Regions from separate parts of the Homo sapiens genome. Here all the other regions are linked to region 1. A link is a loop called in an ENCODE intact Hi-C map of the cell type or tissue named here. Cell type or tissue: sigmoid colon. All regions are shown on one strand.

The links. A loop is a pair of places that touch in the nucleus more often than their neighbours do. Peaks named below come from ENCODE experiments on the same cell type or tissue, not always from the same donor. Only the 100,000 strongest peaks of a DNase experiment are listed, where the experiment ranks them.
Region 2: it touches region 1 in a loop (4-fold over the local background); 3 of 110 quality-filtered maps call a loop at or near these places.
Region 3: it touches region 1 in a loop (4-fold over the local background); 4 of 110 quality-filtered maps call a loop at or near these places.

The regions. Positions count from the first base shown.
Region 1 is chr14:90,693,082-90,701,081 of GRCh38, reverse strand. It overlaps TTC7B (tetratricopeptide repeat domain 7B), which reads left to right. Exons shown (of 20, transcript NM_001010854.2): 6 at 5,504-5,582. TTC7B-AS2 (TTC7B antisense RNA 2) reads right to left here and starts at 3,749. Exons shown (of 2, transcript NR_135190.1): 1 at 3,418-3,749; 2 at 1,708-3,329. In sigmoid colon, a CTCF peak has its summit at 3,291 (motif pointing right); DNase peaks (open chromatin) are centred at 2,381, 3,301 and 3,690; H3K27ac peaks cover 152 bases.
Region 2 is chr14:90,639,740-90,647,739 of GRCh38, reverse strand. TTC7B (tetratricopeptide repeat domain 7B) reads left to right here. Exons shown (of 20, transcript NM_001010854.2): 14 at 717-789; 15 at 3,532-3,692. TTC7B-AS1 (TTC7B antisense RNA 1) reads right to left here and starts at 5,111. Exons shown (of 5, transcript NR_110134.1): 1 at 5,010-5,111; 2 at 2,742-2,996; 3 at 760-969; 4 at 329-486. RefSeq lists enhancers at 151-1,350, 4,658-5,262, 5,263-5,867, 7,676-8,000. In sigmoid colon, no CTCF peak of the experiment used is centred here; DNase peaks (open chromatin) are centred at 2,623 and 3,579; H3K27ac peaks cover 277 bases.
Region 3 is chr14:90,547,797-90,555,796 of GRCh38, reverse strand. The region is part of intron 19 of TTC7B (tetratricopeptide repeat domain 7B); the gene reads left to right. Among named protein-coding and RNA genes, the nearest start is that of TTC7B-AS1, 91 kb to the left of the region's middle. RefSeq lists a silencer at 1,431-1,593. In sigmoid colon, no CTCF peak of the experiment used is centred here; DNase peaks (open chromatin) are centred at 1,161, 1,331, 1,766 and 3,976.

The DNA of each region.
Region 1 (8,000 bases):
GGTTGTGGGTTTGATCCCTGGCCCCTGACTGCAGCAAGCCATCTGTCTTCACAAATGCGTGTCATTGGATATGAGGAGGAGAGTATGTACAGAGGGGGAAGCTGGACTCCATTCTGGGAAAAACAGCTCCCTGACAGCCGGCCACAGTGTCCTTTTGGACTGTGAAGGGTATCTGTTCTTCTCCCACTTTCCAGATCTGGGTATCTGGTTTTGATTTCAGCCTTTTTCAAGATAGATGATACTAAGGGTTACGTAAATTCTCAAGCCTGAGAACTAAAAGTGATGGACCTAGAAGATACATGGTATGTATCTGCTTTTCCGGAGTTGTAAGTGTTGACAATATCCAGAATGACATTGTCTTTGTCAACACTTACAACTCTGGAAAAGCAGATACATACCATAAGGGTATACGTATATGATGATGGGATGTATCTCATGGTATACCAAGTACCTGCTTTAGTTGTTCCCTTTGTAACTGAGATAACTCTTTTCAGCAAGGAGATGGGGAAAGGGGTCTGGGAATATAAGATGGTGCTCACTCTTTTCTTTCTTTTGGGGGTGCCCAGCTTGTTAAACGTCACTGGTACTGGCTGGCCCTGTAAGGCAGTTGAGACAAGGAGTGGTGGGTACACAGGGGGCCTTTGCCTTCACAATGATTGCAGTTTGGTTGGTGAACAGATATAAACTCAAATGAAAATCAGTATGGAAAGGTATAAAGTGCTATCTAGGCTGGCCTCAGCCCTGGGTCTTGACCCTGCAGACAGAGGAGCAAGTGTGAAGGCACAAGGGCAGGAAAGTTTCCCTGAAATGCCTGGAACTTTTCTTTAAAAAACCTCAAAATCTCCATTATCCACGTAGCTCTCTAGAAACTGCTAGGCTGGGCATGCCACTGGTGTAGGAGTACTGCTCCCCCAGGTCTCCACGCTATAAGCAAAGCCCCCGAGGGCATACTAGGCTGTTCTAGTTAAGAGAGTGCAGTGCTTTGCTGCCTGCTGAACTGTGTTCAGTGAGAAAGAAGGAGAAAAGAAACGGGTAGGAAATGTATCCCCTCATTGTCTTGGTTCATTCGGCTCATGATGGTTCTTTTTCATTCAACAAATATTAATTGGGTGCTTCCTGTATGCCAGGCTCCGTTTCAGAGGCTTGGGTTATGTCAGTGAATAAAGCCAAGGCCTCTGTCTTGGAGGCACTTACATTTTTGTGGGGATGTGAAGCCATCTAAGCTCCCTGAGGCAGGGACGGTGTCCCCTGCTCAACAGTGTGTCCTCAGGGACCAACCTGGCCTTGGCTGAGAAACATTGCTCAGTCATTGTGGAAGTAACCTAGTGCTTCAGCATTTCAGGAGTGCTGGTTGGTGAGAAGAAAACATGGAGAAAGGCAGACGGTTTCTTTGCTCTTTGAGATCTACTGGGTTGACTTATTGTGTTTGATCTTTAGTTATAAGATTCTCAGCCACATAAGAGAAAAAAATATTGAATAGACTCTAGCAGGCCTCCTTTTCCTCATTACCCAGGAAATTGACCCAGTCTTTTATTCACACTACTACTTTGAGTTTCCACGACAATGACAGGTGATATTGAATTTAAGTGTATTGGTGCCTAGGTCAGATTTTGAGGTCTGAAGATAATTTGGAAGGACAAGTTAAAGGGAAGAATTGTCTTTTCCCACCCTACTCCCAAGAAATAAAAGGAGAAATAACAACACAACAAAAATGTATTGAGCTTATTATTGAAGTAGCCACTCATTACAAGCTGAAATGATTCTCATGTCCCCAAATTTCTCTAGCCTTGGTTTTCCATTTTGATTTTGGAGCTCTGGCCTTCTTCCCATTTACATTTCCTCCTTGGTTTGATCACAGAGGGACAGATGGCAATATTAAAGAGCCGAGAATGTGGTTCAGAGTCATAGAACAGGACGAAACCAGGTGCGGTAAGCTTGTACGTTAGAATGTACATTTCAGAGCCTGGAAAGGTGCTGCCATGGGGCCCAAGGGGGAACTGGAACCTATCGCCAGGACAGAGGGTCGAGAGGGAGGGTTGAATGCTGGCGAATCAGCAGACAAGCCCTGGAAGGAGGTTCAGCAGGAGGAGGATAAAACCAGATAGAAAAGATAGGAGAGAAGAAAAGATGGAAGTAGGTCAAGGGAAGAGTAGACTATGTCCCCATGAAAAGTGGTAGGCTTTCCTGCCAGTGGAAAAACAAGGATTTGAATGAGAGCAAGGCTGTGGGACTCTGGCCTGAGCTCTCCATAATGGGCTGAGGACAGTGATGTTGGTGAGCGGAAGCAGAGCTTTGCCTGTCAGGCGGAACGAGCAGCTGGTGCTCCGGGGACCTGCAGGCCCTTTCCTCCTTGGTCCCAGCCGAGCTGTTGGGAACGATTCCAAGTGGAAGGAAATGCACCCAGCTCAGGAAGCTTGTGAAGTAAAGTGCAGGAGATGAACCCCAAGTTCTGACAGCTTGCCAGAGTGCCCGCTGAGTGAATGCTGGCAGGAACATTTGTTTTGAGAATAGTTTACCATAATGAATTCTGACATCATTGCACTCTCTCAGGCAAGGGTGTTGAAATGGAATAAATGACCTAATGTCAGGGATTTGTGGAAACCCTCAAAACAGGGAGATTGGGAGATTCCTTGGCTCTCTTATCTTCATTTTGAGTGGAGTTTTAAGCAACAGTTCCTTCTTAGATGTTTAATTGATCTCAACATTTTAAGAATTAACTAACAGTTTGAAGATATGAAAGCAATCGTGTGGGTTTTGTTTGCCTCTCTCAAATTGGGTTATCTCATAGCATTTGGAATAGAATTCTTGCAAGTTAACTTCCTCTTTTTTTTGTTCTGATTATCCGTGTACTTGAACATTTTTCCTTTTCTGCTCTCATGGCAACAGTGGAAGCGATTAGTTGAATAAAATTATGATTATGTGATTTAAACATGTTTGGAAGACAGGATTTCCTGGGAATCATGCTTTTACATTTGGGCACTTTAAGATGTGCCTGTTTCACCTCTTCTTGCTGTCCGATTGATCTGTGGTGGGGCGGGCACCCTTCTGGGTGCCGCATTCATTGCAATGGGTTGTAGCTTCAGGCCTTCTCAGCTCTGTGGTTACTGTGGCTTCTTTGTTTACAAGCAGATGCTTCCCAGATTGAGGAAGAATTTGCTTCTGAATCTTAAACTCTCTCCAGGAATAAACTGGAAACAGTTTGAGAAAAACTTGTATTTGCTTCAAAGGCTTAATTGGGAATACGCACCCAGTGGCTGGTGTTGCCTCATCCTGCCTGGCCTCCTTCGGGGCGGAGACTTCCTCCGTTCCTCCACCAGAGGGCCTCGGTCCTGCATGGGAGAAACCGTCTTGCACCTTAACGGGGGAATTGAATTTCTCTACCCGTCATTGATCTCTTTCGGCAGCCCAGGGCATTACCCGCATTCACTGGACTTCTTCACCTGGGCCAACGGATTTTCTTTCCAGTTTTGGACCAGTAATGAGTATCTTATTAGCTGTCATCACTGGGACACACAGAATTTATGTTATAAATATATGAAGTAATTTGCATATTAATGATGCAAAACATAGACCTGAACTCTTGGATTCATATTTTGTTCCTTCCTCTAGAGTTACACTTCTGTTTTAGAGCTTATGTGTACCCAGGAAGGTAACAGAGTACGGTAGAAAGCTCCCAGCTCACTCTCTCACTGGGCCTGTGAGCTTGAGCAGGCCCTTCACTTCTGTGTCATAACGGACCAGATTCTGTTGGATCATTTATAGCTGGAAAATTCTGTGCTTCTGTAACTGTCTAAGTAGCTTACTCTGTTTCCTAGGACACTGGAAACATTCTGAATGACCAGTTCCTATTTGTAGGCTTCCCTGGGTTACAATATTTAGGTTTGATCCTGCTTATTCCAGGCCTGATTTCTACCTGGTAAATCAGCCCCTTCAACCAGGGTCTCCACTTATGTTGCCTCAGTCACAGCTTATTTCATACAATTCAAAGTACCATCCCTTCTGTACCCAGTAGGAGTTTAATCCGTGATTCTGGAACAAAGTTAGACTACCATATCCATTCCCATCCTTTGTTTAGCTGTAGCTATTTCCTTCCCGCCGTGTTACTTAAGAGAACTGAGCTTCAGTCCAAAGCAAATGTACTTTGTTGCCTGTGAACATGGATCCCATAAAAACAAATGAAGGAGAAAGCAGAGTAGATTGCATGTCCCAGGGCCTGTTACCTAATCTTTATTCACGTCTCTGTTAGGTTTCCTTTAGTGCTGCTTGGCATCCTGAGCACAGCTTCTCTTTTTATGCCACCATCAAGCTTCTGATCTGATATCATCTGATATGTGTGGGTGAGAGGACTATGGGAGTATTTATGTACCTATGCCAATAAATCATTATCTTAAAGTTCTGGGGCCATTCTTGTGCATGAGAGCCCTGGGATGTCATGTAGGTATAAGATGCGAATTAATAGCCCTCATGAGTGCTTGTAACTTACAGAACCCACATTCAGTTTGATTTAATATCTTTGCATGATTCAAAATGTCGTCCAAGAAGAGAGCCAAATACCTAGAGCATCTGCCACGGCCTGCAGAGGCTGGCTGACACGTTTGCACTGGCTGACCCACACTGTGGCTTTTTGGAAAGATGAGATATGTTCTAATGAGCAGGTTATAAATATCGCCGAGTTATGTCATAGGTGGTGGCCGTGCTTAATGTAAAGGGACCAGCTGGGGAGCGTTCCCAGCTCAGCAGGCTGGATGCAGCTTTCAGAGAGGACAAGTGGGGCTTGAAAATATTGACCAGGATGTTACAAAATAATTATTTGTCTCTTAATGAAACATGTCACCAAATGTGTCCCTGTGGGGTGTGAGTGGCAGCGAGATGAGGTGTGCTCTGCTCACACTCAGGGAGCTCGGGTTCCAGTTGTCACATGCTCGCTCTCAGAAGGGGCCTCTGACCCTTTGCTTCTTTTTCGTCAGTGTGGGGTTTGGAGGAGGGTTGGTTTGATGAATTTACTGGGTTTGATAAGTTTATGTTCTCAAAGATGCAGAGTGGTTGCTTGGTGGAGTTCCTGTTTTTTTGTGCCTTCCATCTTCATATTTTATCCTTACCCATGTTGCACACGGTGCTTGCTCATATTCCTGTGCCCTGTTGCCCAGTGTTGTCTCCCACCTTTTAAATGAAAATATAGATTTCAGTCCCACTCTATAGAGCCATTGAGAGTTTGAACACAGACTCTTCTAAGGTATCTTGCTTTTTAATTTGTTGGCTTCAACTGATTTTCAAATTTTTATTTTTTAGAGAAAATGTGCTAGGGGTTAGAAAACACAAAAGGCCATCAATCTTAGGTCAAATGTTTCATTTAACCAAAGATGGCTAGGCATGTGCAGAGTAATCGTTTGCTTAAAATCTAGCCAACAGCTTTTATGCAGACAAAATGCATTGAAACGTGCATATAAAATATTTAATATTAATACATGCCAGATGAAAACCGTCAAATTCTGTGTCCACACAGGAACTTGACAAGAGGAGTCGGAAGATTTAGAGAGCTTCTCAGAGCAGTTGAAACAAGAACGACTCAAAACCTGCGAATGGTAAGTGTGAACAGTGACTTGATTGAGGCCAGCAGGGCACTTGTCTCATAGGTATTTACATTCATATTTTTTTACATTTATGTATTATAAATATATGTGACATATATGTGTTATAAATATATGTGACATATATGCATTATACATATATTTATAATAAATATATGTGACATATATGTGTTATAAATATATGTGACATATATTTATGTACATATATGTCACATATATTGTATGTGTGACATATATATGTATATAAAATATACATGTTTTATAATAAAATGTATATAAAATATACATGTTTTATACTAAAATGTATATAAAATATACATATTTTATATGTATATTTATTTATTTTATATAAAATAAAATGTATATAAAATATACCTATTTTATAATAAAATAAAATATATTTTATAATAAAATAAAATATATTTTATAATAAAATAAAATATATTTTATAATAAAATAAAAAATATACATATATTTATAATAAATATATGTGGCATATGTGTTATAAATATATGTGACATATATTATACATATATTTATAATAAATATATGTGACATATTATACATATATTTATAATAAATATATGTGACATATATGTGTTATAAATATATGTGACATATATTTATGTACATATATGTCACATATATTGTATGTGTGACATATATATGTATATAAAATATACATGTTTTATAATAAAATGTATATAAAATATACATATTTTATATGTATATTTATTTATTTTATATAAAATAAAATGTATATAAAATATACCTATTTTATAATAAAATAAAATATATTTTATAATAAAATAAAAATATACATATATTTATAATAAATATATGTGACATATGTGTTATAAATATATGTGACATATATTATACATATATTTATAATATATGTGACATATATGTATTATACATATATGTCACTGGGCTTGTGAACTTGCGCAAGCCCTTTCACTTCTGTGTCATAATGGATATTTACGTGACATATATTTATAATATATAAATAGCAGTTTACTCATTTAAAGTTTTTAGCATATTCACAGAATTGTCCAGCTATCACTAATATTTAATTTCAGGACATCTTAATCACCCCCAAAAGAAACTCTATACTCGTTAGTAGTCAATCCCCATTTTCCCCTCCCCCTAGTCCCTGGCAACCACTAATTTACTTTCTGTTTCTATGGATTTGCCTATTTGGGGCATTTGCTATAACTGGAATGATACCATTCGTGGTTTTGTTTTTTTGTTTTGAGATAGAGTCTCGCTCTGTTGCCCAGGTTGGAGTGCAATCGCACAATCTTGGCTCATTGCCTCCTGCCCCAGCCTCCGAGTAGCTGGGACTACAGGTGCGCATCACCACACCTGACTAATTTGTAGTCTTTTTGTGATTGGCTTTCTTCACTTAGCATAATGCTTTCAAGCTTCCTCTGGGTCACAGCATGATCAGTATTTCTTTCCTTTTTATTGCCAAATAATATTCCATTGTGTGGATATATCACATTTTATTTGTCCATTCATCAGCTGATGGACATTGGGTTGTTTCTACTTTTGGGCAAGTACAAGTAATGCTGCTACGAACATTCATGTACAAGTTTTTGTGTGGACTTATGTGTTCTTTCTCTTGGCTGTATACTTAGAAGTGGAATTGCTGGGTCATATGGTAACTGTGTTTAACAATTTGAGGTGCTGCCAGACTGTTTTCCAAAGCAGCTGTACCATATTACATTCCCACCAGCAGTTATGAGGGTTCCAATTTCTCCACACCCTCAACAACAGTTGTTATTATCTTTTTAGGTGTAACCATCCTGGTGGGAGTGTGGTGATATTCCATTGTGGTTTGATTGGCACTTCCTTGATGGCTAATGATTTTGAGCATCCTTTCCTGTGTTGTTGGCAGCGTTCTCTGCTGAAACCTGAGAATTGCACCTGTTAAGGCAGGCAGAATGTAGGCCCTCGTGGCTGCCAGGGTGTTGAGGGGTTGGTGTATGCTTATGATTCATACCAAACCCAGACAGAATAAGGCAGATTGGATCCCGAGGGCTGCTAGTTGTTTGGCTAATTATATTGACTATAAAACTTGGAAGAAAAATATACAACATAGTTAAATTAACTGGTTGGTTAGCAATTTGACTCTCCTGTTGACTTGAATTCTTTCTTTTCTTTTTTTAATCCTTTCACTTTCCTATCTAGGGACGTTCATTAGGTAGACCTCTATAACTTGCCCTACACAGCCATAGCCAGTGGGTGCTTGAGTGGAGGACTGGTGCTTATTAAAACTAAGCAAATGCCACATGTCACAGTTGATGTAACAACCTCATGTAAGATTGCAATTTATCTTTTATTGCCCATACTTTTGTCCTTTCTTTATCATGAATCCTTTAAATGCTGTAGGAGATTATTCAGTTG
Region 2 (8,000 bases), 53 kb after region 1:
TCCACATAGAAGCAGAGAAGACCACGTTTGCAATCAGCTAGGAGGCCAGTATGGTCCCTTCCTGTCTGACGTCAAAGGCCAGTTCTTAAAACTGAGCCTAGTGTCTCACCACACTCTTACACGACAGTTATCTGCAATAAATCAGTGAACGGCATGGAATTTTGTAGAAGCTTCAAAAGACTGAATGAGTGCCTTTCTCTTCCCTTTTTTCACCAAAAACCCAAACCTCATTTTATAAGCAAAGCTGGGTCTTTGATTTTCATATGGTTTCTCTGAAATCTAGAAATTTGGATAAAGTAGCATTAAGGAAGGCCAAGCCAAACTTAACCAAAGCAGCCATCGCCTTGCCAAGTGCACACATGGCTTCACTGCGTCCCAGCACGACACAGAGACCCATCTGCTGGGGAGATCAGACCTCAGGGCCTATGGATTCTTCACCTCGAGGCCCTCCGCAAAGCCGACAAGCTTCAGCTGCCATTTTAGATGCTAGACAAAACACAGAAATGCACTCCTATTCTGTACCTTTATACAGTGGTAAGAGGGAAATGGTTTACATGTGTAGGTGGACAAAGAAGAAGAGTTTAAATGAAGCATTACATAGTTAAATAAATACGGGCCCTTAGTATAAGAATGCAAATGTGGAGAAGACTTGCTTGATAGGGAAAGTAAAAATGGCCTCCTCTCCCATGTACTAATAGCCGTAAATACTTTTTCAGGGCCCACAGCCTGTCACCCACAGATCACCAAGCAGCTTTCTACCTGGCTCTGCAGCTTGCCATCTCCAGACAGGTCAGTTTCTCTAATGTTTCCTATACTTGCTGCACTCTGTATCTTGATACAACTCCTTCAGCTCTTCAGTTTGAAGTGGTAGGTGATCTTCCTTTATTCCATTGAGGCTGACCTGGAGCCAGGAACCCTTCTCAGAGGTTTCAGCAAAGAGCCTGGTGTTTTGGTTGGTTTGAGCATCAGCTGTGAAGACACAGGAGTTCCAGGCTCTGCTATTGGACATTAAATCCACACAGCTGGAGGGCCCAAGCTAGGGTCAGATGGCAACCTGGGGAGCAGCACATGGCATATACCCTGAACCCAGGAGTCATCAAAGAGCCTCTGTCCCTTGCCAACAGGAACCAGGTAGCAGAACCCAGTGCTGAGCTGCATGGTGGGGATTTAGCCCTGATTGGCGTCTGGTTGTCATAAGGGTGTCATTGATTGGCAGGAAGATGCCAGCAGGCAGAGACAAAAGAACCAGGTCCTTTACAATACGTGGAAAACATGAACAGTTACACACCGTGGCTACTCGAAAAAGGGGACTTAACACTATCTCCTTGCGGGAGGGGCAAGTTTTGTCGGCCTTCATCTTCCCAAAGGCAGCTTTTAGATGCTGCCTCTGCCATTCCCGAAACCCTCCTATCCCCTCCCAGCTGTTCTGGGGATGTTGGCCACATGCCTGGCCACCCACCAGGTGCAAGACACTGGTGGTAACCCCAGCACATTCCTGAGTGCTGACTGGGAGGGTGATTCAAAGGTCAGCTCTCCAGACATGCCATTCCCCTGGCAGGCCTGGGCTGAGGTATGCACCTGTCTTCCTGGTTGCTTGGGAATGGCATTGAGAAGTGGCTTCCATTGGCAACCTAGGGACTAAGGAAACCAGGATACCTCCCTGTAAAGGTCCTGTCACCTGACTGTGGCTCACAGCTGGGCTTCTGCAGCAGGTGTGGGCATTGATTGACCATCTGATCTCTCCCCTACGCTGACAGCTTCTCTCGCCTCCTCCATGAAGCCTTGCTCCTGTAGCAGCCTGCACTTCTTCCTTTTGCCCAGCTTTCTTGTTCAGTATCTGTCTTTCTCACTGGACTGTAGGTTCCAGGAACCCATGCCCATCATTGTCATTGCTTTACCCTGGCACTTGGAATGCCACCTGACATGTGTTCAGCACTCAGGAATACTCGCTAAATGAAGGAACCAGCTTTGAATTCCTTCAAGGCAGCTATCCCTTAAAGACATCGTTTTGATCCCTGTATCAGTTTGTCCCTGGTTGCTCTGGTCATCCCTGCAAATCAACATCATGCCTATGCTTTGCCTTTCGACCCACCCATCAATACCAGGTTGAGTGCTATTCACATAGTAGGTTGTCACCTGGGGAAGGATGAGTAAATGGAGCCTTGTGGGTGTGGCAGCAGCCTTTGTGGGCATGTAGTGTCAGAACACCAGAGCTCCGAGGGAGTGTTTCCCTGCTTCCCCAGGGGAGGGGGTTTGACCAGGAGGAGAGGATGGACAGGAATCACTCTCTTGTCAGACACTCAATAGCTGGGTGACCTTTCCCAAGCCATTTCACCTCCCGGGACTTCAGCTTCCTCCCTGTAACTGAAGGATTGGGGTGAATGGTCTCTCTTCCAACTGTGAGAGCTGTGATTCTATGGTTCCAAAGCAGAAAGCCTCCACAGCCAGCAGTTATAACCTAAATCCATCAAGAAAAGAAGTTCATTGAGGAAAAGTAATTGGTTTGGGAAAGAGAAGTCATAGCCTTCTACTAAGGAGGGAGGTTACTGAGGGTTTGGGAAAAAGCAGGAGAGCTGAGAAGAGGCCCCACAGAGGACTGGAGTTGGAGCGAGACCGGAAGCCATCTGTGGGATGGTTGTGCAAGAATGCTTCAGTCCAGAGCTCTATTTCGAAATCTAGCTTCGGGTTCTAATTCTCCCTGGTTACTGCCAAACCTGCATGGAATCCAGGGTGTCACATACCCATTTTGTGTGTATTTTATCAACCCTTGTGCTTGGATGATTTTGAAGAAAGTCTTGAACAGCTGTTGCACTGAAAGGTTCAGGATGTGTCTGGTCCTACATGAATTTGGACACATCTGCTTTGCATGCGGCATTGCAATTTGTTTCTCAGATCAACTTATTTTGGGTTGTAGTTTGGAAAGGTGTGGGGGCCTTTGTTGTTTACTTTTTTGGCATGTTTCCTTGATGTCTAGTGGAGGTCCAAGACAAAGGAACCTGAAAAGAATCACAGGCCTCTGATCACTCGGAAAGCTCTGTTAAAGGTTTTGTAACTTATTAAGCACTTTAATTTCAGTAATACTTGAAAAAATGAGAACAGTTCAGCTAAGGCAGTTTAATTCCACTAAAAATCTCTGACACTTTGTATGTGTCTCCACTTAGAGCAAAATCATCTTGGGCATAATCAAAAGTAGATCAGTTTTGTGGAAAGAATGAGAAAGTGTTTACTCAGGGAGAAGGGAAAGACTTGGAGCAGTATTGGCAGCTACGTAGAGAAACAGGGTCTCCTGTATCACTCTATCAGTCAGAATGTCTTTTGAAGGTGGCTTCTGCTTTCATGTTTGTGGTTAATATCCTGGGGCTGCCATAAAGATTTGGCTTAAAATGTGAATGAGGCACAATGTGAAACAACTCAATATTTGAAGAGAAGCAGACATTGAAAAGATGGCTTCTTTCGCGCGTGTGTGTGTGTGTGTGTGTGTGCGTGTGCATGTGTGTATGTAAAACCTTTTTTGGTTTTGTTTTAAACCAGATCCCAGAGGCTCTGGGGTATGTCCGCCAAGCTCTTCAGCTTCAAGGTGACGATGCCAACTCCCTGCACCTCCTTGCCCTCCTGCTGTCAGCACAGAAGCATTACCATGACGCTCTGAACATCATCGACATGGCCCTGAGTGAATACCCAGAAAATTTCATGTAAGTGATCCTGGGCTTTGGTTTTCCCTTACTCAGAAGTTATTAAATTTACTTCTTCCCCTGCCTTCTTTCCAATCTGTCTAAGTCCCTCATGGACACCCTGGCAGTCAATAATATAAAATCCCCTTTACTGTTATTTTTTCCTGATATTAAAAACAAACTTAGGGCTGGGCGCCGTGGCTCACATCTATAATCCCAGCACTTTGGGAGGCCGAGGTGGGTGGATCACCTGAGGTCAGGAGTTTGAGACCAGCCTGGACAATATGGTGAAGCCCTGTTTCTACTGAAAATATAAAATGTAGCTGGGTGTGGTGGCGGGCGCCTGTAATCCCAGCTCCTCGGGAGGCTGAGGGAGGAGAATTGCTTGAACCTGGGAGGCAGAGGTTGCAGTCAGTGGAGATTGTACCCCTGCACTGCATTCCAGCCTGGGCGACAGAGCGAGATTCCGTCTCAAAAAACAAACAAACAAACAAACAAACAAAAAACTTAGGCTGTTAGGTCATCCTAACATAAGGTCATCCTTATTTTTTTAAAATACTTTATCCACTCTTTCCCAATGTGTACCATTGGAGCACATGAGACAATTTTAGATGGACTGTGGATGAACATTTTTAATAGTTATACATTCCTTTTTTTTTTTGAGACGGAATATCACTCTGTTGCCCAGTCTGTAGTGCAGTGGCATGGTCTCGGCTCACTGCAACCTCCACTTCCCGGGTTCAAGCGATTTTCCTGTCTCAGCTTCCCTAGTAGCTGGGACTACAGGCGCCTGCCACCACACCCAGCTAATTTTTTGTATTTTTAGTAGAGACGGGGTTTCACCATGTTGGTCAGGCTGGCCTTGAACTCCTGACCTCACGATCTGCCCTCCTTGGTCTCCCAAAGTGCTGGGATTACAGGCATGAGCCACTGTGCCCAGCCTAGTTACACATTCTTAAATGTACATTAGAATGTAGTGATTTGATGAAAATTATTGCTCAGGGGGCTATTAAGAATTTTCCAAGTCAATTTAAAGAAAAATATTAAGTAAATATTAAGTAACTTCTGCCAGATATACTTGGATATGGCAGAAGTGATGTTGAACTCCAGTGGGTGAAATCTGGGAAACAGGGCTTTATAGCTTGTTTGTCCTGAGTTACTGAGGGCTTCCACTAGCTCTCGGTGATTCTCCTATTTTAGGCAATTTTGATCAAGATAGCTTCCCTCTCTGTGTCTTAGTTTTATTCTCTAGGAAATGGAAGTTCTTAAACAATCAATATTATACGTAACCTAAGAACTATCACTGTAAACTGTCATATGCTAGAATCATCTACCTACCTTCTTATCTTTCCTCTGAATCACTATAATCCATTGCCTGTTGGTTAGGCTTTGTTGAGAAGGACTTTGTCTTTTGGGCTACTGGGTTACCATTTCATCCTCAGTGGCAGTAGCTTAGTAACCAGTACACAATGGCCAGAAATAGTAAACATTCCTGCACGCTGGAAGGTTCTGATTGTCTACAGAGTTGCAGGGTCAGTAATGGGGCAGGGACTGCTTGGGGTTGGGGAGAAGGGAAAGAATGTAGAAGGTGGCCCAGGGTTGCTCTCTTCACTTTCAGAAGGAAGTGCAGCCACAAACTTTAAGTGGGTCAGCTCTGGCTTTATTTCACTGCCTCATCACCTCGCTGTGTTTTTAATCAGTGCTTTTCAGCAGCTCTCCTTGGAAAATTGGTTCACACATTTCCATTACAAACATTTCTTTGTCTTCAAGTGAAAAGGGCACTTCTTCCCATCGAGAGAATTCTTGTTATAATCCAGGAAACCTCTGACTAGAGATTTCTTTTGTAGGCTCAGCTATTTATGCAGAGTGAATTAAAGAGCTTTGCTGCAGTGTTTTACTTCTTGCAGATCTCAAACTTGCTCTTTTGTACACCAACTATATTTCTGGATTTTACCCCAAGCTGTTTATCCCATGGAACCTTAAAATGGTTAAAGCACTTTAAAAAATATTCGATCCTTTAACCATCGGTAAAGTACAACCTGATGCAATTGAATTCAGTGTCTCTCATCAATATTTATAAAGCTTCATTCCGTGTCTCACCCTCCAACACACACACACACACACACACACACACGCACACACACACAAGCTCTTTCATTAGGCATTGGACTCCAGGGTATGGTTCCTTCTTCCATAGCCTAGGGTGTCATCCAAGAGGAGGCTTATTAAACTAATAGCCATACCACATGGTAAGCAGTAAACAGTGGTGGCTAATATGGTAATGCCTCCAAGTGACAGCAGCTGACAGCCTTTTCAAGTAGTGGAAGTAAGGAACAGCAGTGGAGATATTTGAGGAATGCAAGGCTGTTATTTTAATGTTAAGCCGTAAGCTCAAAAAAGCAAAGCATATGGCAGCAGGTCTGAGAGCAGTCCGTGACTTGTTTGCTTTTTAAATATTTGTATTTCTTTGCGATGGGAAACTTCTTCCCAAGAATACTTTATTAAAAGTTGGGGCCAGATGTAATCAGTGGATCCCATGGTTTCTTCCCAACCTGGCTAAAACATTTCAACACCAACCGAAACAAGATTAAGTGGGCACTTGTTGCAACTGCCATGTAGTATTATCTGTTTGTTTGTGACAAGCTTGTCTGCAGCAGAACTGTAGACTCCCTGAAGCCTGGGAGTGGAGGACATAGCTGATGGGTAGTCAGGCCTTGATGGAGGTGAAACCTTCCCTCCGTGAGGGTCAGCTCTGTCCACCTGTTGGGCAGTTAGTAGAGGAGACAGCTGAAGGCCCTTGGAGGAGCAGCTGGTCCCTCCAGCGTTACATTCCTGTCACCATGAAATGATAAAACTTGCTGTTTAAGTACTTTGAATAAGCTTAACAGGGTCCAAAAAGTTCTAAGCTGAGAGGTACCATCTCAGCCACTTTGTCACTCCAAGCAGGGCTGAGACAACAGTAGAATCAACAATTGAGAAGATGTTTCTAACCGTAGGGATTTGTGAGAATCAGGAATTCTTTCTTCAGGGAACCCCCAAAATAGGCTCACTACTCTGGAGAAGCAGGCATTTTTGGAAGTGTTATAGGGTTAGTCCAGTATGGAAGGAAAGGAACGAGGAAGGCTTTTTTTGTAGTGGTTGAGAGTGCAGTCTTACAATGGGACAAGTTGAGTTTAGGACTCCAGATCCTTCACTTTTAAGTTGTGTGACCTTGAGCAAGTCACTAAATCTCTCTGAGTCTCATTTCCTCATCTACAAAATGTGAATAATAAAATATCCATCTCAGACAGTTGTGGTCAGAATTGATTTAGCTGGTGCATTTGAGGCATTGTACCTGGTAATCACGTAATAATTGGTAGAAACTCATATTACTATGACTATTACTACCAATACTACTGAAGTATGTTCAAATATGGTATTTTAGAATCCTTTAGAATTGTTCTTAAATATGGAATAAAATCAAATGAATGTTTATTAAATATATCTAAAATCATACAATGAACATATGTGTTTGCCTATTCGTAGTTTAGAAAAAAGAACATTAATATTACCTGTGAATTTCCTGTGTAGATTTATTTATACATATATACTTACACGTATCTTAAACATGTGTATGTATTTCCTAGGTATATGGATTTTTCGTGTAATATTGCCAATGATTTTTCTCTGTATCCTGTCCTTTTGCCTGTCACCTGACAGGTTAATGACCATTCTAAATTCTATGTTAATCATTCTCTCATGTTTCTATACCATGTATATTGTGCTTTTTCTTTCTCTCTCTCTTTTTTTTTTGTTTTGAGACAGGGCCTCACTCTGTCACCCAGGCTGGAGTGCAGTGGTACAGTCACAGCTCACTGCATTCTCAAACTCCCAGCTCAATGGATCCTTCAGCCTCCCGAGTAGCTGGGAGCACAGGCGTGTGCCACCATACCCAGCTCATTTTTGTATTTTTTGTAGTGATGGGGTTTCACCACGTTGGCCAGGCTGGGCTCAAACTCCTGAGCTCAAGCGATCCATGCGCCTCGGCCTCCCAAAGTGCTGGGATTACAGGCCTGAGCTACCGCACCCGGCGTGTACTCCTAAATAATAAAAATTGTGTTTTGCCTGTTTTAAACTTTTGGTAGAAAATGGAATCAGACTGAATATGTCCTTATGCTGCTTGCGTTCATTGCTTAACATCCCGTTCCTGAGGCTCCTCCTTGTTGCACGCAGCAGTGACTCTTTGGTTTGCATGAATGAATAGTATTTATTGTGTAAATGCACTAAGATTTCCTTACTTAGTCTACTGTGAATAGATACGTGGGTTGTTTTCAGGTTTTAGCTATTATG
Region 3 (8,000 bases), 150 kb after region 1:
CAGATGCCTCCCTTGGTCTCTCCAGAGCTGAAGTCAGAGAGGAGCTGAGAGATGACTGATGTTGAGGTCAAGTCATCCTTCTGTTCTCACAGCCATTTCTCCCTCTCTTTCCTGACTCGCAAAATCACCACACCATTAATCCCAAGGGCAAGGAAAAGGACTCTGGGTTAGGCGGCTGGGCTGGAGACACAGTCGGCAGAATGGCGCTGGTGCAGGTTGCAGGGAAGGGAGCCGTGCTGTCCCCATGCCATCCTGTCCTCCCAGCAGAATCCAGACTGTGAAGGGTCTGCTTTTTAGATTACCCTCCTGCACCCCTCAGCGTGCACGCGATAGGGCAGCCATTCTTCAGGTCACCCAGAGGGAGACATCCCCATCAAACACCCCCCCCTTCCCTAGGTCCTCTTATGTCACCTGGGTCCCAAGAGCCCGTGGTCTGGCTCACCCGGAATCTGGCAGCCGCCAGGTAGAGGAAGGGCCTGCAGTGCCAGGCAGACTGACAGAGAACAGCAGGGAAGTCGGCTGCGTCACTCTCATGTCCTCGGAGCTTCTCCCCCAGGTTGGTGTAGGGAGTGCTGAGCCGTGGGGTCCAGGGTCAGCTGACCATCAGGGAAGGACTGTTGGAATGTGTTTCCTGGTCCCTAAATGCCTGCTACCCTCTCTAGAGATCTCAGTAGTCTGCCATGGAGCAAAGAGACCTAAGCGGGTCTTCACAAAACCTAGGTTCTGACACCTGACGTCTACCTGGCTTGGTAACTGAACCAGGTACTTGCCCTCCTTCTCCTGACCTGGAGTGAGGTACCCTGTCACCACTACAACCTCCCAGGCAGGGCTGCCGAGAGCTAGGAGCCTGCGCCACATCATTCAGATGTGATCACTAAGAGTCGATCCACTCCAGGAAGAATGAGACCTCTGTTCACAGGAAGCTTTTGGAGCAGAAACATCAGATCCTATTTGAAGTTTCAGCTCCTTCTCTTCAGCTGTGTGGCCATGAACCAGCACCCTGACCCTGAGCTTCCGCCTTCTTCTTTGTTCAAAGTGGGGAGAGCATCATATTGTCTCTTTTGAAATGTCCTCCCTCATCCTCCTGCCAATAAGCCTTGCTCTGTGGCAGATGCTGGGACTACACACATGAATGACTGAGGCTCTGGGGCAGGACCCACAGCAAACCAGCCCCTCCAGTCCCGAGCCTTGAGCGAGGGCAAGAGCGTGGCTCGAGTGACAGCCTGTGCCACTGAGTTCCCCGCACCTGGCACAGCACCAGGACATTGGTGCCAGAACACCCACAGGCGCTCAACGAGTGTTTGTAGAGGGGAGGAAAGAACTAGAAATGGCTTTGGTTGGAGCAGAGTGAACAAAGCCCCACCCCCGGAACCCGAACACCCGGATGCTGTTCCTTACTCACGTCCGTGCTCTTGGCAGGACACTTACCCTCTCCGGGCTTCTGTTTGCCCTCCTGTCAAATAGGATGGCTGGTCCTTTGGGGAATGCTCTAATGCCCTGCTCACTGCAACCCCGACCACCCTCTGGACACCTGCCGCAGAGTGGGTGGGGGACTGTGGGGCTTTGGGGCTCAGAAGCTGCTGGCAGATGGGCTGCGGTCCGTCTCCGGATGTCCCACCGATTGCCAGCAACGGTTCTCTAAAAGCCACCACAGTCTGTGGATATGTCAGCACCAATGCTGAAGCACCCAGTTTCAAAGAAATTAGGCCAAGGGGAAATGGGGGGCCAAGTCTGTGAGATTCACGCAAGGCTGATCAAGCCCTTTGGCTTCTGGCCAGGCTGCCAGCACCCTAGGTGCTGGCGTTTACTGCCTGACAGCCCATTACTCTGCACTGCTAATTGCAGAATAAGCTCCTCCAGAATATTCCAGATCATCCTGGAAGAAAGCAGCTTTAAGAGATTCTGCCAGTCAGACGCTTTAAAAAGAAGACAAAAGTCAAAGCCGTGCTCATATTTTCCTGGGGCTTAACGGAGCCTTCATCTGGACCCACAGCCAGGTCTCCTTCGAGGAGCTATGTTAAGCAGCAGAATTCAGGGAGGTGGGGAGAGTGGGCGGGAGGTCTGAATCCGCCATGCCTCCAAGGCCCCAGAGAGGGAGCGTGCGCTGTTCTGGAAGCTTTCTTCCTATCCTGAAGGCCCATCAAGTGGAAAGAGAACGGGGCTTTTCCACGTGGTTCCAGAAGACTCAGAGAACTTCAAAGTGTGGGGATTCGATGAAAAGGACAATGAGGGCTCCACATTTAACCAACAGTTCAGACTGTCCTCTCATGGTGTGGGCTGCCCGGGGAAATCACAAGCTCCTGGTCCCTGGAGGGGGTGCTGCCCATGAGGGACAGCAGCAGGGGCTGTGCATCGGAGAGCCGAGGCCCAGGCATCCCCCAAACCCTGAGGAGTTCTGCTTCCATAGCTGGTTGGCAGTTGGCTTAGAAAAATAAGAGGTTTTTTTGAAAAAATGAGTATTTTTCCTTCTGAGTTGAGTTCAATGCTGGAAAGGCCTAAACCCCAGAAGGTGCATTTCTCCAGATAAAATGTCTGACCTGGAAAAGGGGCCCCATGATAGCGCAGCCCCTGCCGCCATCAGCTGTTCCGGGTGAGCAGAGGTGCTGCACCTGGGGCTGCCTCTGGCTGTGCTGCAGCCCTTGGTCCCCCCAGTGCTCTGAGAGGGCATGCTGGGGGTCTCCCCTGCTCCCTCCTGGAATACTCGGCACACTCCCTGAGGAAGAGCCCCCTGGGGGCATCTGGCCTGCGCCTAGACCACAGGCCCCGTCCCTGCCCCAGACAAAAGCATCACTCCCCTTCCTGAGGTTCTTTGGGCCTCAGTCTTTTCTCTGGGGCTCCACACCCCTATGTCTGACTGGGACTGGCTGCTGGTAACTGGGGGCGTTTGTTTGGCTAACTTGAAGGGAGTGAGGAAGCAGCCACCCCGTTTCGGTTCTGACATTTGAGCAGGGAGGTGGCAGCCATGGGGACTGGAGGAGATTTGCCTTCCGTGTTCGACCCCAGGCCCAAGGGAAAAGGTGTCCGGCCTGGGGGCCAGGCTCCCGCTCACATCTTCTGGAGCTCTCCTCCTTCATCTGAGCTGGCTTCTGTCAGAAGGACGCCCTTCTTAAGGCAGCATGTCCCCAGGAGCCACACTGCAGGTACCTTCCCTCCTCCTGCACTGCCCTTCTGTGTGGGTTCCTGGACCAGCACGTCAGCGGCCTTTGTGGATCTGGAGGTGAAGTGGCCACACGAATGTTCTATCCCCACCTGAGAGCCTGGGGGTGGGCAGGATTGGAGGCCACCTGGTGACAGCAGCAGCCATCATGTCACTGGGGAGAGGGCCTTGTGCAGGCTCCGGCCACCTGCTGTGTATGAGGCTTAGATGGGCACGGGCTGTCAGGAAGACCTAGGGTTGGCCTTTGGGGAAACTGGGTCAGTGCTGAGTAAAATGGGCCAGATGAGTAAACCAGCCCCACACCTGCCCCTGCCCAGAACTTGTGACCTGCTGACAGGAAGGTGGGCCTGCCTGGTGCCCAGAAGGTCCTTCAACTTGCTCTTGACTGGCCCGGTGAGGGGCTGAGTGAGTGGCAGCGTGTGAGTCCCACCCCACGGTGGAGCTCTGACGGGCAGAGGTGTGCAGGAGGTGTGGGGCTGTGGGGCTGGGGATGCCTCCCCTCAGCCAGAACACCAGGACCTGGCCCCTGTGGAGCTTCTGGCCTGGGGAGGCCAGCCTTCTGGCTGGTGTCATTAGCCAAGACACACACACTTGGCCCCCTGGCAAACTGGTGCCATTTCTAAGCACTGAGAACAAACAGAAATGAAACACAAAACAGAGCCCCATAGAGACCAGGCCTCGCCCAGAGCTTCTAGAATCCAGGTGGAAAAGCTGGCACAGCCCCCACCCCACCCACGCATGTTTTCAGTTCCTTTTCAAGGCATTGTTGGAAAGCGGGGTGGGGCTCAGGGCTGCCCCCTCAGCTGCACCCACAAAATGCTTGTACTCAAAACTGACAGTGCCTCTGACACTTGCCAGAGAAGAAAGGGCCGCCCGGGAGGAAAGGAGGCAGGGCAGCCCTCAGCTCTGTGTTCCTGAGCTGCTCCAAGGAAACCCTTTCAAAGCCAGTCTCCTGTGGGCTTCTCAGAGTGGTACTGGTTTGCAGTCTATTTATATTTTGATTTAAAAGAAAAATATTTTTGAAAACACTACCGCTGCCACCCTGCTTCCCTCTGATCAATGGCATCCTCTAGAAGGAAAATTCAAATTCCCGAGAAGTGGTGACTCACATGTGCTGGTGTTTCTCATTTCATGCCTACATTTCAGCGAATGCAGACGGCCAGACCAACTGTGCTGCAGCTTATGGGAAGGGGCTGGAGCTCTTGTGGGGTCCTCATTTTCCTCAGGTCAGGGAACCCACTCTTAGAGGCCTGGTGGGCTTCCAGAAAGCCTGGTCTACCATGGACATAGCCCCTGACAGGACAAGCAGAAAGCAGCTAGGGTCAAGGGCAGAGTTGGAACACTGTAATCGGAGTCTAAAACTTGGAGGCTGGCCCTGGGCCAGGCCCTGCACCAGGCTTTCCAGACTCAGCCCTTCAGGAGCCTGCTGTCTAGCCCCACTCTGTGTCCAGCAGGGTCAAGGCCTTCAGCAAGGCTGTTCTCCTCTCTGGCCCTCTGTTTTCTCCTCTGTAAGAGTGTTGGCTCTGCGGGTGGGTTCTGGGATTTTCTTAGAGAGCAGTGTCAGATCTGTGGTGTACGAGCAAATAGCCTGAGGGGAAGCCATACAGCCCACTGGGCTCAGCTGGGAGCAGGGCATCTTCTCCCAGGGGGTGCTCGCATCCCCCAGAGACCATCATGCTAATGCTCTGTAAGGAGAGGAGGCTCTGAGTATGCTGGCCTGACTTGGGAGCATAGACAAGGGTGACCTGAGGCCAGAGCTTTCTTTGGGACTTCTCCTTCCCTACTACCCCACAGCATCCCACACCATCCCTCCTCCATCCCTCCATCTATCCAGCAAGCATTCCCCAAGAGCCTCTTCTGTACCAGGCCCACTCCAGGTGCCGTACATGCAAAGACAAATCATGGTGGTCCTTGCTGTTAAAGAGGGAGATGGAGGTGAAGAGTCAGCCAACTACTGGCATCACGGAAGGGCCCCCCCTCCTCTCGGAGTCACTAATAGTGTCAACTGAGGAATCAGTAGGTTCATACATTTGCAGAAGAGACTTCATTTCTTACAAAGGATTGCAGCCTTCAGGGTGGCCATCTTGACTGGCTGGGAAATGTAGCCTCAGGCAGAGACCAAAAGCAAGCACTTTGAGAGAGGGGAGGGTGGAACAGGGATTTATGTGGAACTGGTTGGCCAAGTATACATATTCAACAGGTTATAGGAGGAGCTATGAATATTCACAAAAGGGGGATGTGTGCATGTGTGTGATAAGCAAATACGCAAATTACATGCATCCCATGTTCACTTTAGGGTGGAGACATAACATTTAGGTGCATTACAGTTCGGTCCTATACATCAACAGATGAGGCAGGGGCAGGAAGACACACAGTGCTCAGCCTCTTACTAAACCAGTCAGAACCAGCCTGTGGTTGGTGGTCTCTTGTCCCGTCAAAGCTGCAGTTGCAACCTGTGGAATGGGAGCTCAGTTAGGGTCTGGGGTAGGTGAGCTGCAATTGTTTCAATATTGCTTATCTCGAGGCCAGTGCTTGTTTAGCTGCTAGAGAAAAGAAAAACCTTGTGGCAGTTAGAAGGCGGTGTATTCTTTCAGGGATATGTGACTTAACCCTTGCCTGTCGTGGTCTTAGTTCTGGTTTATGATTTGGTATCTTATTGCACAGCGAGTCTGTTCCATCAGTCTTATGATCTCTAGTTTAACAATGGTAATGAGAACAGCCATAATCCTAATATTGCTGAGAGCTGCCACCCACTGAAGGCGTACAAATATGCTGGGCGATCTGCTAAGTGCCTTGCAAACTCTGACCTCATTTAGTCCTTACTAAACGAGTTAGTCCAACTAACTCCCCCGTTTGGTTAGTATTTCTCCCCCTTATGCAGATAAAGCATCTGACACTCAGAGTATGTTGTCCAAGTAAACGGTGGAGCTAGGATTCAAGCCCAGTCTGCTGGGGTGAGCCTAGGACTCACACCCCCAACCTCCACACTCCACTGTCCCAGAGAGCAACGTGCCCCTCCCCTGTGGCCAGCCAGGTCCCTCCATGCAGAAGCCACCAGCAGCAGCCAGGGCCTGTAGCACCTTTCAGGCCCCTCACCTACACCCTGAGCCCCCAGTGTGCCATCTGTGGCCAGCACAACTGCAGCTCTGGCCACAGCCAGCTCAGCAGCACTGTCATCTTCCCAAAGGGAGACAAAGGTGGGATGATGGGCTTTCCACCCCAGAAGCTGCCACCACAGTCCCTGACACCCCACCACGAGGAGGCTGTATGACTTTGTTCAAAAGTCGTGGTGGTGCCCGTTTGACTCAGGTGGCCCCAGCAGCTCAGGTGGGCGCTGAGCCGTGGGAAAAGCCACTGATCCTGGTCCTCAGCCCCCACCACCCTTGCCTTTGGGCCTCACTCCCTCTGGAGGAGAAGGGGTCCCACTCCACCAGTGAGGTTTGACCTCCACCAGCTGCAATGAGCGGTGGCTGACTTGCAGATGCTAAGAAAATCTTTTTTTTTTTTTTTTTGAGACGGAGTCTTGCTCTGTTGCCCAGGCTGTAGTGCGGTGGTGTGATTTCTGCTCACTGCAAGCTCCACCTCCTGGGTTCACACCATTCTCCTGCCTCAGCCTGCCAAGTAGCTGGGACTACAGGCGCCCGCCACCACGCCCAGCTAATTTTTTGTATTTTTTAGTAGAGACAGGGTTTCACCGTGTTAGCCAGGATGGTCTCGATCTCCTGACCTTGTGATCCACCCACCTCGGCCTCCCAAAGTGCTAGGATTACAGGCATGAGCCACTGCACCCAGCCGATGCTGAGAAAATCTTTCACCCTCTCCATGGCAAGCTGTGGTGGGTCAGAGCACAGGCCCTGGACCAGGCAGACAGACCCACGCTCAGTCTGTGGTAGCTTTAAACAGTATGCTGCTCTCATCAAGTTTCTGGGTCTGCTCATTTATTCATTCTGCCCCAAGTTACTGGCCACCTGCCCAGTGTCAGGCCTGGAGGTGCAGAGATGACCGGGGTTCACCCAGTCCCTGCCCTCCAGGCACTCACAGCAAAGCCTAGTGGGGGAACAGAGCTAGAGATAAGCCACCTCAATTAATGTGGCACCTGTCACACAAGATGGTGTCAAAAGCACTTTGCAGTCAGCAAAACATACACTACATTGATCATAATGGCTTGCACATGCACACTTAATAGAGCCTGGTGATCCATGAATTTGTCCTCCCAGGTTTACTTGTGTTTTTGGAGAGGCCACCTGACAACACTGCCTTAAGCCACCCATGCCCACCTCTACCCCCTGCAAAGGGTAATGGTGGAGTTTCTGACCCAGGAGCAGAACAGAAAGATCTTTAAGTGCTCCAGTACCATCCCTGACACTAGACTTCCTACCCATCAGTGGCCCTGGAGTGGCCCAGCAGGCTCTGCAGAATCCAGGCCGGCTGTGATGTGGTGAGGGACAGCTCACTGCTCTCTGCACTAACACTGCACTGCTGCTCAGAGAAGCTGAGAGCACTACCGGCAGGGGAGCCTGCCCATCAGCCATGCCCTGGCGTAGAGAGCACTTGGAGTGGTTCACCTCCATCCCTGCTGCTGAATGCTTGATTTCCAAAACATTATGCCTGGGGAAAAGCAATAACCAGGTAGACCAACTGACCCCCACCCAGAGCTGGGCCACAGGACTTCTTTTCAGCAATGGCTTCTCCTTGGGAAGGATGCTTTCAGGGACGTTATCTCCCTGTATCTGTACCGTTAGAGGGACAAGCAGTGGTCTGTGATGTGCTCTTGAACCCAGCAAAGGGCTAACTTGGCTTTTGTGCAGAGTGCCATGGGGATGTCCAAAATCTCCCAAAAGAG